2 separate regions of the Mus musculus genome follow, and region 1 is linked to region 2. Evidence: chromatin contacts called from ENCODE Hi-C or POLR2A ChIA-PET data. All regions are on one chromosome and are shown on one strand. Each heading gives the region's core, a stretch centred on a gene start or an enhancer-like site at or near the end of the contact. The rest is flanking DNA. Distances are from core to core; before and after follow the strand shown.

The links. A loop is a pair of places that touch in the nucleus more often than their neighbours do. ChIA-PET counts read pairs that join two places held with the same protein, here RNA polymerase II (POLR2A).
Region 1: POLR2A ChIA-PET joins it to region 2 with 12 read pairs in embryonic stem cell. The contact joins two enhancer-like sites. A Hi-C loop is called at or near these places in 2 of 37 maps with a recorded cell type or tissue (ES-E14 and T-helper 2 cell). POLR2A ChIA-PET finds 5 or more read pairs at or near these places in 2 of 5 experiments (both embryonic stem cell).

What each region holds. Positions count from the first base shown.
Region 1 is chr1:180,420,355-180,424,462 of GRCm38, forward strand. It overlaps Itpkb (inositol 1,4,5-trisphosphate 3-kinase B), which reads left to right. Exons shown (of 8, transcript NM_001081175.1): 6 at 1-5; 7 at 921-992; 8 at 1,321-3,305. The coding sequence ends at 1,536. Among named protein-coding and RNA genes, the nearest start is that of Gm39712, 14 kb to the left of the region's middle. Within about 2 kb of position 1,305, at least 3 of the 3 ENCODE cell types and tissues checked have a DNase peak (open chromatin) inside an H3K27ac peak, as active enhancers do.
Region 2 is chr1:180,282,490-180,286,292 of GRCm38, forward strand. No RefSeq gene overlaps it. Among named protein-coding and RNA genes, the nearest start is that of Gm39713, 25 kb to the right of the region's middle. Within about 2 kb of position 1,888, at least 1 of the 3 ENCODE cell types and tissues checked has a DNase peak (open chromatin) inside an H3K27ac peak, as active enhancers do.

The DNA.
Region 1 (4,108 bases), core at 55-2,554, 140 kb after region 2:
TCTTGGTGAGTGACGCCTTCAGTCCCTCTGCCCCAGCACAGTGCCCTTCCATGTCAGGGAACAGTGATAGCAGGAGTCCGTGAGCACCTGCTGCTGGCTGGGTGTTGTACAGACAAGCAAGCAGACCTTCTGTCTCCACTTGACAGATCAAAGACTTGAGAGAGATCAAGGATGCATAGGCAGGAAAAGGCTGAGCTGGGATTCCCACCTAAGTTGGCCTGACACAGGCCCCCTGCCCCTCCTGATGCCTCCAGGCCCAGACCTATAAGGCTGGAATGCACACAGTAGGTCTGCAGTGCAGTCCTCTAGTTCCGGGGAACCTTTCCGGATCATTTCAGATCCTCTGAGTCAGGCCACTGACTGCATTTCCAGCTGTTGCTAGGGACTCCGGGACAAGGCTGACTAGCCCTGCCTGGCTGTGCCTCTGATATTCAAATCATCATTGAAGGACCCTGTGTGATATAAACTTCCCTAGTGGCACTGAGTTCTGGGTGATGGGACTCACAGAGCTGGCCCCTGGGGATGATCAGGTATCTCATTGCCAACAAAGGAGGATCTGTAAGGCTCCGTGGAGGGGACTCTTGTAGAGGCACTGTAGCTTTTCCACTACCCTGTCTTTAGTCAGGAGCACAGCACTCAGTGGTCAGGAAGTTACCATAGCAACCAGTTCTGGCCTCTGCCTCAGCTGGCTGGCTGGCATGCTGGCACGGGCCAGCACTGCGAGAGGATGAGCGGCCACAGTCCTCTGGAAAAGGTATAACTGAGCTCAGCTGGGGTAGATGAAGAAGTCGGAGTAAAATTGGTTCAAGGTCACTGCTAGCTGTAATTCCAAGAGTCCAACGAACTAAATAGACCTGACGCACCGCCCCTCCCCTCCACACACACAGAGTGTGTGAATCTCTGACCATCTCTGCCTTCAGATCGCCTACCGGGACCGGCTGAAGGCCATTCGAGCGACCCTGGAAATCTCTCCCTTCTTCAAGTGCCACGAGGTAGGGTACTGCGCCCTCAGCCCCACAGACACACACTGCCTGCTTGACTGACACCCCTCCCCATCACCCCTAGTCCCAATAGGAAGTGAAATCGCTGATCTAAGCGCCTCTCAGGATCATTACAGCCTCAAGCCTTCCTTTGCCTCTTAAATACCTGGGCACCCCAGCCACGTCTCCCCCTAACCCCGATGTCCTCCAGGCACTGCTCCCCTCCCTTCTGGCCCTGTCAGGTCTATCCCCCCCCCACACACACACACACACAACCCTGCCCCTCCCTGTCCTGGCGCCGTTTCCCTGGTCCCTCTCTCACAGCCCTGCTTCCTTCCAGGTCATTGGCAGCTCTCTCCTCTTCATCCATGACAAGAAGGAGCAAGCCAAGGTGTGGATGATTGACTTTGGGAAAACCACGCCCCTTCCGGAAGGCCAGACCCTACAACACGACGTCCCCTGGCAGGAGGGGAACCGGGAGGATGGCTACCTCTCAGGGCTGGACAACCTCATCGACATCCTGACGGAAATGTCCCAGGGCAGCCCACTCACCTGAGGCCACCGCCACCGTGCATAGCCGTGCCACTTTGCCCGCCACCTCTGCCTGTCGCCTCTCTCCTCCCCTAATTCTTCCTTTTCCTGTCTGAGCGCCTACCTAGAACAGAGCCTCCCATCTGCACTACAGGACACTTTGGAGAAAAAAAAGAGATTTTTTTTTTCTAGATCTTTACTTCCCCGGCCTCCTACATAGGGGCTTGGAGGTGGCGTTTCTCATGCTCTCTAAATAGAACCACCTTCTCGAAGAGAATTACACAAAGCTAGGCCCCACATCCTGTTACACTCAGAGTCGGCACGGGTCCAGAAGGCCGTGTGATCCCTGGTTGCCTAAAGTCTTGAGAGATTAAGCCTCCCTCTGGGAGACACTGCCCCCCTCCCAGAAAATTCTGGCCCACACTGGCTACCAGTAGGGACCTTGCTGCCCCCTAGTGGCTAATGCCATCAGTAAGCACAGTCCCATTTGTGCCTCTCACCACGGGCCCTGAAGCCAGGACAGGGACCTGATTTCTGGGAGTTGGAAATACAATCTCTGGGGTTCTGCATCTGGATTATGAGCAAAGTCTCCTCCAGTGGGAAGTCCCAGCTCCCAGGGACACTGAGTGGCTTCTCTAGAGATGCTAAATCAGGGCCCCACCTTGCCAGCCTAGGAGGAGTATGGAGAGCAGCTCCATTTTTAAAGAACGTCACCCTTCCATCTGGGAGCATTGCCCGTGAATTCAGAGAGGACATTCTGCAAGCGGAGTTTCAGGGGATGACGTCACCTCCTAGAGCTACTGATTACTGCCCTTAATCTGCTTGCTGTGGGAAGGTCCAGAGCTGGGCACAATACTCAAGGCTCACACCAACCTCCAGGGAGCAATCACTAGGCAGCAGTTCTGAGAGCCAGCCACACCCGGGAGAGCAATCACTAGGCCTTAGGGAACCAGGATTCTGGCTTCCTGGAATGATCCCTGAGTTTCCCTTGAAATCACTCACTCTCCCAGCTTGAAGGACTTAGACCGGTGTTTCTCCATGTAATTCGGTAGTTGCCAGAGTTGTTCAGAGGGCTGCCCAAGCCTTCCTCTTGCTCGAGTTCTGAGCTTCTTGAAGGGCTATGGGAAGATAGATCATTGTTATTCGCCACTTCAGCTCTGAAGCAAGTAGCCTCTCTGATTGAAAAGAGTGTACAACTTGTATGACTTTTTAAAAGACAAAACTCCTAGCTCTGTTGCTGTTTGGAGCTATCCTCTTCACCTCTGGGCTTATCACCTCCTCTTTTACTGAGAGACTCTGGATGGCATGTACAGAGGCTCCTCTGGGATCCACGCCAGCAGGCACTGATTAGGGACCAAGGGGAATGGGGTAGACCAACGTGTACACACCTGGCGACATAGCTTTGGGCAGGGTTGGCCGTCTTGACTGTCTGCCCCAGCTCCCTGGGGTTTCTAGAGCTATTGGCCCACGTGGCATATGTGCTTCCCCTTCATGCTGGGTGGGTGAGTGACAGTTGGTGGGGGCGGGAGGAGGGACCCACGACGATGTATAAGTACAGATGTTTAAAAAGGAACTCGTTTAAACTTCCTGGCTCCTATTCAGATGGGCGGTGAGCTCCTGTGCGGGCTGACTTGCTAAAGGTCACGCCCCACGCCCCCCCCCATCCTCGGAGCCCAGACCTTGTGACAGCACATGATTGGGAAGATGGGCAGCCAGGCGTGGGGGGAGGGCAGTAGCAACCAGGCATCCAGCTCTGAGCCTCTCCAGCTGTAGTTGCTAGAGGGCTTGAGGTGACCTCGTGGTCTGTACATTGGCCATTTGCTGGGAAGGGGTATCATTAATTCCAAGAGTCTACAGCTATGATCTGGCCAAAAGTTCCCTCCTGCTGTCTCAGAGAAATGTTTGCTAAAGCAAACCACACTATAAACAACAACAACAACAAAAATGCTAGGGACCAGTTTAATGTATGTAAAGAACAAAACATGCCGAGACCTTTAGGGAGGTGCCACCTGTCACAATAATGTGCTAAGATACCATAACTGGGGGCCGGTTAGCAAGAGCCTCCAGACAGTGCTAGGCAGTGCTTTGTGCTGGGTGTGTTGTGAGTGGGAAAGCGGTGTGGAGAGGCATCTTTCTAGGGTTAGTCTGTTGCCAAGGGTGTCTTCCTTAGTTGGGGTTTGTATTTGTATGCTAGTACCCACTCTCTGCCTCAAACCATTCTCACTTCTATCCTGCCAGAGGCCCCTCCTTCCTTCTGTGGGGATGGGCAGAGCTCAGATGGAATTTCCCAGAACCTCCAACAGTCTGATAAACCGAGTTCTGGGAGGCCTGCTGGGGATTCCCAAGGTCCCGGCCACACAGGTGCTGGGACATGGGGCAGGCTCCATGTACCTACCTATGTGCAGGGTCCCTGGGGCCCTCCTGCTCTTGGGCCACCAGATGTCTTGGTGGTCAGCTCTGCTTTACACACGCTGAAGATTGCTTCAATTGCTTTCCCCAGACTAGACTTTAGTGCCCTTTAAGAAGTGTTTAAGTTATATTTATTTTGTTTTTTTGTTTTAATTGCACAAAACACTAAGATGAAAGGCTGGGCTGTT
Region 2 (3,803 bases), core at 638-3,137:
AGCGCCTTATTTTTAATATGCCCTAAAAAGCTCAACGGCTAGGCACATCCAAACCTCCTCATGGCTAACACACTCTTCCCCTCCAATATCCCTGAATTATTTATATTTTATCTGTGTACCCCAGACCCAGTTGGGACAGTGGCCCTGGAACAGTACTTCCCCCACTCCCACATGGCTGGCTCTCTGTCCTCCAAAGCTGTCATGCTTGCATGCTATTCCTTCCCTGGCATGGCGATTCTAAAATCTCCTCCTCTCCTAGGTCCCTTGCCCAGGAAATCTAAAGTCCCGCCTCTGTCTCCCTGCCCAGTCATTGGCCAGCAACTATTCCAATTAGAACCAGCTGTGGAGAGGGACCGTCAGCTTCTCACACGAAGACATGCGAATTCTCGTGTGATTTGGGAATTCAATTAACATAATATAAGCAATAAACCAAATACACAACACCCCAACATGTTTAACAAAAAGGGGGGATCCACACCCTCACTTCTACATGCAGATGACCCTGGGCTTGATCCTTAACGCAGTAATATTTATAAAAATAAAGAAATGGTGATCATGTGATAGTAATAATAATAAATATTGTAGAGCCAGGTGAAACTAGTACTCTTATACATTGAAGGTGACATTATAAAATGACATAAATACTTTGGGGAGTAATTTGGCATGTATCATAAATTCTTATCATCTTTGACCTATTTTTTTTAACTTTGAAATTTCAAGCATCAGGAAAAGATACTGTGTGACTGTAATATTTACTGAGGATACACTAATAGTGAACAAAGAAGAAGAAGAAGAGGAGGAGGGGGGAGGGGGAGGGGGAAGAGGGGGAGGGGAGGAGGAGGGGGGAGGGGGAGGGGGAAGAGGGGGAGGGGAGGAGGAGGGGGGGAGGAGGGGGAGGGGGAGGGGGAGGGGGAAGGGGAGGAAAAGGTAATAATGGACAGGCAGTGGTGGTGCACACCTTTAATCCCAGTACTTGGGAGGCAGAGGCAGGTGAATCTCTGTGAGTTTGGGGCCAGCCTGGTCTACATAGTGAGTTCCAACACAGTCAAGTTATAGAGTGAGAACATGTCTCAAAACAAACAAACAATGAAATAAACATTTAAAACAAGACAAAGAACAGAGTAGGGAAGTGGCCACATAGAATTGCCTGCTCCGGTCACATGCCCTGTGGTCCATCACCTACTGTGACTTTTGCCCCAGGTAACTTTCTAGGTTCCAGACTGTTCTATCCCCAGGCCCCAGTACAGTGGCCAGATTGGTCCTGGTGGGAGCTGAAGGACTGGAGGATGATCCTGTCCCTAGTCTTTGACAGGATTCAGGTCAGGCTGAGGGAAGAGGTCAAGCTTCGTCCTCTGAGGAAGAAACTGTGGTGGCCCTTGGCACTGACTGGAGTCTCTGAGATGCCCTGGCAAGGTGAGGAGGGAAAAGTCCTGTTTTTACCTTAAGGTGAGGGATCCACACAGGGATGACCTTTGTGGCCATGCTGGCCTCTCTGACAGCGCACAGTGAGCCTAGGATGCCCTAGTAGAGAGCAGGACAGCGGAGGGGGAGAGGACTCCCCTGTTGCTGACCTTGTCCCACTCAGCATTTCCCCTAGCATCTGCCTTGTATGGGTTTTCTCTTAAAAGCACCTGAAATCACAAGCCAAGCGGCTCAAGGTCATATCCAGTCCCCGTTCAGCTGCTTCGTGAGCGATTCAAATGAGGGGTGTTCAGCGCAGGGCACAGTCAGGCAGCTGCCTCGTTACCAAGCAATTTCTGTGACTGCGCTAAAACCAAAGCCGGCTTGGAATGCAGGCAGTCCCCAGCGGTTAACTGGAGATCAGCAGTCTTCACAGAGGGGCGTTTTGTGGAGTCAAATGACCTTCTAGATTTTCCATTTGTGTAAGCAGGAGCAAGTCCAGCCACCTCCCTAACTGCCTTTGTTAGCACTGCCTCAGGACCCCTTGGGACTGCTCTAGCCAAGGCCCTTCAGAAACGACCTGACAATGAGGTCAAGGGTCCAGAGGCAACTCCAGAGAGCAGCACTTCACTGTACCACAGAAAATCAGACATCCCAGAATGGTTTCACGCTTCTTCTGGGACTCCCCCAGAGAGGCTGCTGTGCCCAAGTAAAACAACACCAGGGTGCCTCGCTGGACCTGGTCCAGGGTAAAGTTGCATTCCTGGGTGCCAGCAGCCCTGCCACCCTGGTCTCCCTGCACACAAGGCCATGATGAGCAGTTCTCAGCTGTCCCAGGGCTGGGGCTGTGCTAGCAAGACTCCACCTTCTGATTCCTCCTCACCTCTGTCAGCTGCTAACAGCCCCCACACCTCAGGTGGACACACACCTGCAGCCATCTGCCAGGCATGATATGAAGAGTGGGCACTTGAACCAAAGTTCTAAGCGAGTCTCAGGTCAGTATGTCTGCCAGCACCCAACCCCTGTAAGAATCCTAAATACTTGGGGTGTTATCTTCCCAGGTCCTGTCCTCATCTTACTCAGACACCCACCACAGGGCAACTCCATGGAGGCTTCTTAGAAGCCCATCACTATTAGGGTTACTATTCTGCTGATGGGGATCTAACCCATGGTTCCTCCAACAGGGTCTGGACTGGGTGAGGTGCCCTGACAAAGGAATCTTGACTATCGATCAGAGTTTTGGCCTTAGAAGAGTGGACAGGATTCCTCCCAATTTATTCTGAACAGAGAAAGATAAGCACAAGAGAGTGTTGTTGAGAGACTTGGACTTATGAGAAAGAAAAGGGCCAGGCAGTGGTGGTGCACACCTTTAATCCCACCATGTGGGAGGCAGAGGCAGGTAGGACTCTGTGAGTTTGAGGCCAGCCTGGTCTACAGAGAGAGTTCCAGGACAGAGCTCCATGGTGAGAAAAGAAAGAGAAAAGGCAATGGCTGTGTGACACGGGGCTTAGATCCCAGTTCCTTGAGAGACTGGAGCAGGAGGATCATAAGTCCAAGGTTAGCCTCAGGAGCAGCTCTGTGTAGTGAGATTCTATCTTAAAAAATAAAAGAGGGCTGGAGAGATGGCTCAGTGGTCAACAACACCGGCTGCTCTTCCAGAGGATACATGTTTGGCCAAAGGGTACAGGTTTGATTCCCAGCATCCACACGGCAGCTCATAAATAACCCAGTTCCCTTGTCTGGCTTCTGAGGACAGCAGGTGTGCACATGGTAGACAGATACACACACACACACACACACACACACACACACACACACAATTATTTCAAAAACTTGTTTTTGAAAGCTAAAAGAACAGTTCCCAGGATATGTCTCAGTGCTTGGAAAGAAAAGTAAGCAAGAGGAGAGGAGGGGAGAGGAAGAAAGGGAAGGGGAGGGGAGGGGAGGGGAGGGGAGAGGAGAGGAGGGGAGAGGAGAGGAAAGTGTGGAAGTATAGGAAGAGCAAGTTGGTAGGAGATTGTCAGGGCAGGTGAAGGTCCTCTATCAAGAAAGAAGGAGGGAGAGAAAGAGGAAGGGAGGGAGGGAGGGAGAGAGAGAGAGAGAGAGAGAGAGAGAGAGAGAGAGAGAGAGACTGTATTTGTGTTCTTTGGTGTTCTTTGAAGCTGGGCTCTGGGGCTCTTCCTGTGTTTGGGTTCCCATAAAATCCCCATAATGGCTCCTGCTTCTGGAACCAATCAGACTTGAGTGAGACTGTTCCCAGCAGTCACGCAGAGGCTCCAGATGCTGTCTGGGCCTTTTCCCTGTGTGCGGCCAGGAGCTTCCCCACCTGCGTGGTCTGAAGAACCAGTGTGGGTTTCCCTGATTTGTTCAGGAAGAACAGCAACCAGCTGTCAGCTCCACTC